2 separate regions of the Homo sapiens genome follow, and region 2 is linked to region 1. Evidence: chromatin loops called from intact Hi-C (ENCODE). Cell type or tissue: endothelial cell of umbilical vein. All regions are shown on one strand.

What was found. Peaks named below come from ENCODE experiments on the same cell type or tissue, not always from the same donor. Only the 100,000 strongest peaks of a DNase experiment are listed, where the experiment ranks them.
Region 2: a loop joins it to region 1, with 5 times the contacts of the local background. A loop is called at or near these places in 81 of 110 quality-filtered maps.

What each region holds. Positions count from the first base shown.
Region 1 is chr4:21,526,766-21,531,765 of GRCh38, reverse strand. All of the region lies in intron 1 of KCNIP4 (potassium voltage-gated channel interacting protein 4), which reads left to right. It overlaps LOC124900677 (a long non-coding RNA gene), which reads left to right and starts at 3,330. Exons shown (of 2, transcript XR_007058073.1): 1 at 3,330-5,000. In endothelial cell of umbilical vein, no CTCF peak of the experiment used is centred here; a DNase peak (open chromatin) is centred at 2,305; H3K27ac peaks cover 359 bases.
Region 2 is chr4:21,765,890-21,770,889 of GRCh38, reverse strand. All of the region lies in intron 1 of KCNIP4 (potassium voltage-gated channel interacting protein 4), which reads left to right. Among named protein-coding and RNA genes, the nearest start is that of KCNIP4-IT1, 85 kb to the left of the region's middle. In endothelial cell of umbilical vein, CTCF peaks have their summits at 2,311 (motif pointing right) and 4,913; DNase peaks (open chromatin) are centred at 1,309, 2,319 and 4,899; H3K27ac peaks cover 1,181 bases; H3K27me3 peaks cover 1,082 bases.

The sequences.
Region 1 (5,000 bases):
CCCATTGTCATCATTATTATTTCAGATTCAAGATTCTTGCCCTTTCCTGACATTATAGTAAATAACAAGTTAAAGAAACTGCAGCTTTAGGCCGGGTGCGGTGGCTCACGCCTGTAATCCCAGCACTTTGGGAGGCCCAGGTGGTTGGGTCATTTGAGGTCAGGAGTTCCAGACCAGCCTGGCCAACATGGCAAAACCCCATCTCTACTAAAAAATACAAAAATTAGCCAGGCATGGTGGCCAGCACCTGTAATACCAGCTACTCAGGAGGTTGAGGCAGGAGAATTGTTTAAACCCAGGAGGTGGAGGTTGCAGTGAGCTGTGACTGTGCCACTGCACTCCAGCCTGGGCAACAGAGAGAGACTGTCAAGAAAGAAAGAAAAAGGAAGGAAGGAAGGGAGGGAGGGAGGGAGGGAGGGGGAGGGGAAGGGAGGGAGGGAGGAAGGAAGGAAGGAAGAAAAGAGAGAGAGAGAAAGAAGGAAAGGAAGGAAGGCACTGCAGCTTTCAAAACTACTTCCCAATTTCCTCTGTCACCCCTCTAATTCTAGATGAGGCAAGATAAGCAGGTTGGTTTTCACTTGGAAGCCTAGAATTGCAAGCTTGCAAGCTGAAAGAGCAGGTTAGTGCTCCTGACTCCCTAAAAACCAAATAGCCAGGCTTTTCCTTCTGCAAGTAGTCATGATTTTTATTGGGAGAGAAATGTTTTGACTTGAGCCCTCAACTTAGCTTTTAAAGATTACAGTTCCAAGCTGTGAACATTGGATCTGGATATACATGCACCTATCTTGGAGCTTCTGGAAAACCAACCCTGTGGCCTTTGCTTAGACCCAGGGCAGATAGTTCAGTGTCTTAGCTGTGAGTGTAGCTCATACCTTTGCTTATGCTCTGGTGATCTGTCCTGCCATCCTCAACTTACTGATTGTGGACACAGCTGTCTGTTGATGTGCAAGTGCTGAGAAAGCCAGGACTTGGTCCATCTTGTTTAGTCTGATCCTTAAAAATTATCAATAAATATTTACTGAATGAATAAACAAATAAATTAATATACTTATTTTATTGTGGTACTTGGAAGCTTTTGATAACTCCTTATCCAATGATATAGAATTAGCTTAAACAATGAGTCCTATGTAGCTTTTAAGACATTTACAAAGAGCTGAGAGCTCTCATGGTCTATGCGTTGCCTTCCTTGTGCATTAATATATTATATCAACAATTATTTGCCCAATTTTTACCAAATTTTTGCTGGTATCTTAAAAATTATTTTGAAAAGTTATACACATTTATTCAGACTGTATTTTCCTAAGTATTGATATATTATAAAATAGAAAGAAAAGCAAATATTTAAAGAATAAAAACTTTAAAGACAACTACTCACCAAACTGAATTGTAAATAAAATGTTTTAAAGAATAATACAGTCATGTTTGTGACATTTGTTTACTCCCAGTTTCAGGGTTGTGTAGGGCTCAAGACTGTAGCTAGAGCTGTATAACCTAGGAAACAAAAGTACATTATGTATTTGACAGCAGATTTTTTTTGCCACCAAAAATTATAAGGAGAAACACATTTGATCCGGAATATTCATTGAAATATCTTAGTGCTTCATACAAATTGAGGTTAAGAAACTTGCCCTTTCCCTATAAGACTGTCTGAAAAGTTAGCATGGTCATGACACCTTATACTGCTGTTTGGAAGATTAGATGCGCTCAATTGTAGACTGTATACAGCGCACTACAAAGTGCCTGATGCCTAATAAGTGATCAATATGTGCTAGCTATTATTTACCACATAGTGGAATGATGACAGAATGAAAAGTCTTCAGAGTTCCTCGCGAACTGTGTTTCAATTCATTAGATTGATCAAACGTTCAATCCTCTCTATTCACTGAACATGATCAAAGCTTAAGTTTTCAAGACATGCCATGATGTATTTCATGTTAAGAAAGGCCAGATAGCCTCAGATTCACAAAGCAATAGTACACTTGTATTTTATCTCATAATACCTGAGATCATGCAAGAGAGACCATAATGATGATAATGCCTCTCTTGACATTCTCTCTTGAGAGATTTCATGGTCTCTTCCCATCTCTTTCTGCTTATATCCTGAAATGGAATCCAAGGATTTACTACCATCCAGGGTGTCTTAAAAAGTATAACAAGGATAGAAGGAGGTCTGAGAATATTTTATTATAACAAACCCTCTTTGAAGAAAAAGAAGATAAAAAAAACTAAGATTGATTTCTATACAATTTTATGGCACATTCCATTAGTTTCAGCTCCAACTCATCCTGTTATCTCAAAACTGAATTATCTCAGCTGTAGTGTGAACTTTTCCACTTCCTGAACTTATCTTAACCTGAGGAAGTGTGCTTTAACCACTGTCTGGAACTTGTACATATCCTTGGTACTTGATGTTCCGTCACTGAGTGAGCTGTGGACACAGGTGTTCTTAATGTATTTTGCACCCTTTCTCCTCTTCTGCAGTTGCACAGTTTGTATTATCATTTCCCTTCCTATTCTGTCTTGATTCTGGGCTGAACTTAATCCATTTGTCTATAGTAGGGGTCAGCAAATAATGTCTATGGGCCAAATCCATGCTGCTGCCTATTATGGTAACTGCTGAATTAATCTTGATTCTATTCCAGTCTCCTTAGTCTTCATTCTCCTAATTCAAAAATAGCTGCTGCACTGTATCTTCCTTCATGCTCTGGGCAGGAGGAAAGAACAGAAGCAATATGGAGGAAGGGGCAAAACCTGTAAAAGGACAGCAAAACTTTTGCAGAAATCCTAAGCAGGCTTTTCATTGGCCGAAAGCCATGCCACATGACCACTTGTAAGGGTGCAAGAACTTGCAGCTTAGCTGTAGTGTTTGCCACAACCCCCAAAATTGAATTTCCCTTCCTTCCTTCCTTCCTTCCTTCCTTCCTTCCTTCCTTCCTTCCTTCCTTCCTTCCTTCCTTCCTTCCTTTCTTCCTTTCTTCCTTTCTTCCTTTCTTTCTTTCTTTCTTTCTTTCTTTCTTTCTTTCTTTCTTTCTTTCTTTCTTTCTTTCTTTCTTTCTTTCTTTCTTTCTTTCTTTCTTTCTTTCTTTCTTTGTTTTTTATGAGACAGAGTCTCCCTCTGTCGCCCAGGCTGGAGTTCAGTGACGCGTTCTTGGCTCACTGCAACCTCCACCTCCCAAGTTTAAGTGATTGTCCTGTCTCAACCTCCTGAGTAGCTGGGACTATAGGCGCCCGCCACCACACCCAGCTAATTTTTGTATTTTTGGTAGAGACAGGGTTTCACCACATTGGCCAGGCTGCTCTCAAACTCCTGACCTCGTGATACACCCGCATCGGCCTCCCAAAGTGCTGGGATTACAGGCATGAGCCACCATGCCCGGTTGAGTTTCTGTTTCTATGGAGGAAAGCAAACATGAACTGTTGGAGGAAATCAACATGAACTGTCGCTGGTCAAGCATTGTACAATCATTCCAAAAACAACAACAACAATAACTCAAATCCCAGATTGTTTTATTTGAGCCACAGGTGAGTCTCTAAATGAAGTTTAGAGACTGCAAAGTAGTTTAAAGTACTGCAAAGCTGAGTGTTTAAAAAAGCATCGATCTGGAATCAGTGAGAGCAACAACCTGTAATAGCTGAAGGCAGCAGAGAGTGACATTCAATTAAGTACTTTCATTAATCGTTTATAAAATTAATCCTTAGAACTCGATGATACTGTATTAAAATGAAGTGCTGATTAGGACCGACCCCGTGGCAGTTCCTTCAGGAAGTAAGGAATACATAAAATTTTTCATTTAGGCAATGTTCCAGCTTCTATTAATGGGACTTGTACCTAGGAGGATTCCTTACGGGAACAGCAAACATAAATAGAAGCAGGTGATGACCGGACCCTGTGGTACAGTAGTTAAGAGATGCAACAACCATACCTCACTAATTTTGACTAATTAGAAAGAAATTCAGATTGAATTTGCAAAGTCTGATTATACAATATTTAATGTGATTGTCCTACTTTTCCTTTTCGTGATTATACAAATCAGTTTTTAAATCTGACGTAGTTGAGTTTTTCAAGGCATTGTAAATGGTTTCTATTCTATCCATTGAATTTTACGTCTGTAACAGCTACAATGTAAGAGTCATTTAACAATTTTTGAACACCTATTATATGCCAACTACTGTGGTAGGCTCTTTACATCCATCATTTATTTCACATTTATACTAATCCTTAGATAGGTTTTAGTCCAATTTTACTGATTAAAAAATAGGGCAACCCCACTAGAAATGTCAGGACCAGAATTTGAACCAAGTCCTTCCTGCGGCCCAAGTCCATGCCCCTTCCATTATGTTGCAACATCTTCCATGAGTGTAAAAGTAATATAGGCCAAGGATTCCACGTCTCAATGTGGTAGGAATTGTTGATTCTTTCATCTTTTTCTTATTGCTTGTTTTAAAAAAAATATTAGCCAAGGTAAGGGAATGAGTAGAACAATATCAGAATAACTGAGGGTCTCCCTTAGGAGGTCCTATTCAGTTTTGTATTTATGTTTAATATAATCAACAACCCAACAAATCATATTCATTATTATCTTGGACAGTATATGTTCACTTACTACCATTACTTTACTCAAATGGAAACGGCAGCCTAGGCATTATCTGAATGCCATAACCCTTGTAATGGTGGCATCCTAATTAATGAGTTTTAAAATGTTATAAGCCAAATTCTTTCCTCTTAAGTGTGCAGATGTATGTAGGAAAAGCTTAAAGCATTATTGTCAGCCTAAGGGTAGGGGTAGACCCGTTCCCTGAAAACACTATTAAAAAGTACCCTTTTGTGATTTGTTGTGGGTTATATCTGATAAGGAAAAAGCATTTCCTCACATTGCCCAGGCATTTCATTAAAACTCATCTGCTACTGGAGGAGTGAGTTGTTTCAATGAGTAGAAGCATAGACAACCTGGAGTGCTCTCAGCGTTCTTTAATAATATTTCCTTAAAAATTGTTAAATT
Region 2 (5,000 bases), 240 kb before region 1:
TACAGAATGGGAGAAAATTTTTGCAATCTACCTATCTGACAAAGGGCTAATATCCAGAATTTATGAGTAACTTAAACATATTTACAAGGAAAAAAACAACCCCATCAAAAAGTGGGCAAAGGATATGAACAGACACTTCTCAAAAGAAGACATTTACGTGGTCAACAAACATGGAAGCTCAGCATCACTGATCATCAGAGAAATACAAATCAAAATCACAATGCGATACCATCTCATGCCAGTGAGAATGGCGGTAATTAAAAAGTCAGGAAACGATGCTGACGAGTCTATGGTGAAACAGGAACACTTTTACACTGTTGGTGGGAATGTAAATTAGTTCAGCCATTGTGGAAGACAGTATGGTGATTCCTCAAGGATCTAGAACCAGAAATACCATTTGACCCAGCAATCACATTACTGGGTATATACTCAAAGGAATATAAATCATTCTGCTATAAAGACACATGCACACGGTATGTATTTACAATAGCAAAGACATGGAACCAACCCAAATACCCATCAATGATAGACTGGATAAAGAAAATGTGGTACATATACACCATGGAATACTATGCAGCCATAAAAAGGAATGAGGCCATATCTTTTGCAGGGACATAGATGAAGCTGGAAGCCATCATCCTCAACAGACTAACACAGGAATGGAAAACCAAACACCACGTTCTCACTCATAAGTGGATGTCGAACATTGAGAATACATGGACACAGAGAAGGGAACAACACACACCAGGGTCTGTTGGGGGTTAGGGGGTGAGGGGAGGGAACTTAAAGGAAAAGTCAATAGGTGCAGCAAACCACCATGGCACATGAATACCTGTGTAACAAACCTGCATGTTCCGCACATGTATCTTTCTTTTTTTTTAGAAGAAATAAATAAGAAAAAGACAACCTTCTGGTATGAATTGATTGGCAGCTGGCCAAGCTGCCCTCCTCCTAGGTCCCATTCTCATTTTAGTAACCTCACAATAATAGAAGTCTGCTTCTGTTTGTGGTTGAATTTTATGGTGAGTTTTATTTGATGTAAAATATGATTTTTGCTTTTTATTGACGAACAGAATTTATAAGTGTGGAATGCTATGGAGGAGAGATGGCTAGCCCATTAATAGACATAATAAGGGATTCCTTATAAAGTCCTCAAAATATTTTGCACGTCAGTGTCATAAATTCCTATAAGTACAGAAAAAACAAATGGTGTAATGTGATAATGACTCATAGATCAACCTTCAGTCTCATGCCAGGCAACTTAGTGAACTGCCACAGGAAAAATATCTAGATAAAATCTTCTTGCATGACAGAGGGAATTCGAACAGTTTCCTTCAAGATAAAATAATGAATAATTCTAAGAACAAGGAAGTTATTTCTAAACATAAAACCACAGGCAAACCACATGAAGGAAATAACTGATGTAATTGACTAAATCAATACTGAAAATGTCTATTGTTAAAAATACCACAAATGAAATCAAATAATATATGACCAGCAAAAGTATTTGGAACATACATGAAAAGTGATTACTTCCTCTTTTATACAAACACTAAAATAGAAAACCTGGCAGAGGGACATAAGGCATTTTAGAAATGCAAAAATAGAAACGGTTAATAGATATGAATATAAATGTTCACTCCCAATAAAATAAATATAAATGATAAAAGTATCCAGTTTTCCTTCAGGATATGATTGGAGTAGTTTTTTTTAAAATACTTAAAAGGAGGAGTTGATGACAGTGTGGAGAGAGTAGCACTTTTATAGGAGTGTGAATTCGTATAGACTTCTGGAGGTGAACTTGTCTGTACATGTCAAAGGCCTTCCCATTTTGAAGTCCTTTGATGTACTAGCTATATTTCTAGTAATATTTCATATAGCTTAGAGCTGAGTATAAGGTTTTAAAACGAGGATATTGCTACATCAAACAAATAACAAAAAAAATTGAAAAAAATTCCAAATGTTTGAAAATAAATTGACATATGATTACATGTAATGTATCCAACAAATAATTATTAAATGACATCACATTTGATTTTAGATGATAAACATCATATAACCCAATTGTGTGTTCTTGAAGGCTGTATACCAGAGATTATCTCTGGGAGATGGAAATGCAGCATCTATTAATTCCTTATTTGTGTTTTCTATATTTTAATGGTTATATAAAATTTTGTACCATGAGAAATAATTAATAATTGCAAATGTGAAGGAAACTTTCTTAAAACTTATAAAAATCTGAGAGTGTAACACCAACTAAGAGTGGATGTGTATAGATTTCTCATTTATAAAAATAAAGTTTGGTGCTTACCAGCAGGTGGCAGTACAAAACAAGCAGTGAGAAATCCTTTGTAAACAAAGGTACCTCAAGACTGAAAATGAGGAGCGAGACTTGGGAGTGAAGCATTTCTCTTTTTCCTTGATATGCAGAATTGTAACCACAACACCAAGGTGAAGCCCTGCTTTATAATCATTTGGGTACTTAAATCGGAATTTACCTTAAAATATTAACGTACTCAGAGGTCAAAAAGTCAAGCAAAGCACTCCTGCAGGAGTTTCTGGTACTGTTTAGAGAGAGAGCAGAATCTATACTTCACATGCTTACATACTTATTTTATTATTATTAGTTATCAATATAGAATTGATGATTTTTGTGTTAAGATGCATACTGTATCCAAAATCCTAGGTCTTAAAAAGCTCTCTAAAATGCTGTTTAGTCCATCTAATTATTTTACTAAATATTTGTTTTAATCACAAATCATAAATTTAGAAGCTCTTGCTTGGCGGTTTATCGGCACTAGTTGGTGGTGTAACTGAGATTGATATCCATGTCTGTCAATTTCCCTTTAAGGAATGATGTGTATAATAAGAGCAAATTCTTGGAAGTTTTGTCTTCAGCAAGGATCAGTTTTGAAGTTAGAAGAATGGCTTCTCTTCTTCCTTTAGGGGATTTTGTTGGCTTTCTTAATTGACATTTTATCACTTTTCCCATCTTTAATTTATTTAACCAGAACCAAGAGCTCTGTCAATACTGAAATAGATATGTCGGTGGTAAGTTTGGTTGCTTTGGCACTTACAACTATTTGATGCTTGCTTTCAGGTAGTAGTGTGTATGTTTTAAATCCATTTCTGAATCAAATTCTGTGCTTATTAGGTCCCCGCTGTGTATATTTTTCTCTATGGCAAGAGAAAAACAGTTATTTAACGTTTTATATATTTCAGGATATGTAATTTTTTGTAAGTTTTCTTTCATTACAGACTTGTAAGGATTTTAATAACTGTATTTTGAAATAAAAATAAGCTAAAAAAAGCTAATTAACCCCAAAGAGGTTAATTAAACTCAAGGTCATAGAACCTAAAAGTATTGCATAATTGGCAATAAAGCCAGCTGCCGTTACCATTCTATTCTTAGCCATCGACCTCTCTCACCTGTCACTCCATCTGCTTCCTAACCCCATCTCCTTGATTTCTCTCTGCACTGCCTCCCCACCCCACATCCCTGAGTCAAGTTTCCACAGAGCCATGGAAGTATCCTTTAAACATGTATCAGCTCTGCCCCACCCTGCTCTGAACCCCCACATAGATTCCCATCATTCTTGCAATAAGTCTCCCTCACTCTCAACAAGGCATTTCAAGCTCTGTGTGATCTGACTGTCTCCTCCTCCAGTGTCTTCTGGTATCACTAGTCCTTGCTCGTTGGGCTCCAGTTATAATGGCCTTCTCATTCTTTCATAAAGCAAATTCCTTTCTAAAGCTTTAATGCATTAAGTCTTCTCCCTAGTTCTCTTCCTCACCTCTTCTCAGATGTTGCTCTGCAAAGAGAGATTCCCTGACTCCCTTTCTTGTGTTCTCTTTGTTTTTCTTCATTGCCATGATCACTACCTGACACTTGATCTCAAATCATTGTTTCCTTGTGCATTTTCTGTTTCTTTCACTAGAATGCATTCCCCAAGAGGACAGGGTCTTTGTTGTGATCACTGCTATATTTCAGTACCTAAAATAATGCCTGATAGGTGATAGACACTCAATGGATTTGTAATTACACAAGTGAATGAATGAATAAATAAAACACACACTTTCTGACTCTCAGTCCATGACTATGCTGGTCAGTTTAACAAAGAGTGAAATAAGTTTATTGTTAAGAGATGCCAGACTTTGAAATAAGTACATTAATTAGGGCCCTCCCTGCCTCGTATATAAAATGAGATGATAATAATAATCTTTATTTTACCTACCTTATGAAATTGTGGGAAGACTGAAAAGGAAATTGTTTTCATAAGAACTTTTTAAACTATGAGAAATTATGCAGATCATTGTTGTTAGAAAATTTTAGGTTCACCAGTCGAGGAAATTCGCTTTATGCCAACAGTGATAGCAGCAGAGGGAAGCCTGGGAAACATTTATTTTAAGACTGTGGGGAGGCAAGGGGAACAGAGATTGGAAGCCCAGGATTTTGAAGACAAATGAACTTGCATGTGAGTCCCAGCTCAAACTCTTACAATCGAGTAATCCTTGTGCAAATTATTTGAACTCTCTGACCCTTAGTTATTCTTGCATAAAGTGGGTAAGGGAAACTGTCTCAAGGGTTATTATTGAGATAGTAAATGAGATCGGTATACGCCAAGTGCAGTGCTACCTTCTTATGGAAAATAGGATGGCCTAGAATAAACCTTGTAGAACCCCAATAATTACTTTCTCACATTTGTTAAATAATGTATTGTTCAGGCCACCACCTGCTCCGTTAGCAGGAAGACATCTGAGTTTTCCTATTCTTCCACCTTCTTCTGCATTCCTGTGTAATTCAAGAGCCCTGACTCAGAGAGCGTTAATCAGGTGTTTTAAAAGCCAAGGGAAGAGAAATCTACAATCCTGGTCCACTGCTGCTATGACACATTATTACCACATGGTGCCGCTATTGCAGATGGCTCCTTTCTAATCTAATGGCCGCTTAGTTTACTGTATGCCTTTTCCTAAGTATCTTTGCTCTTGGGCTCTGGGAT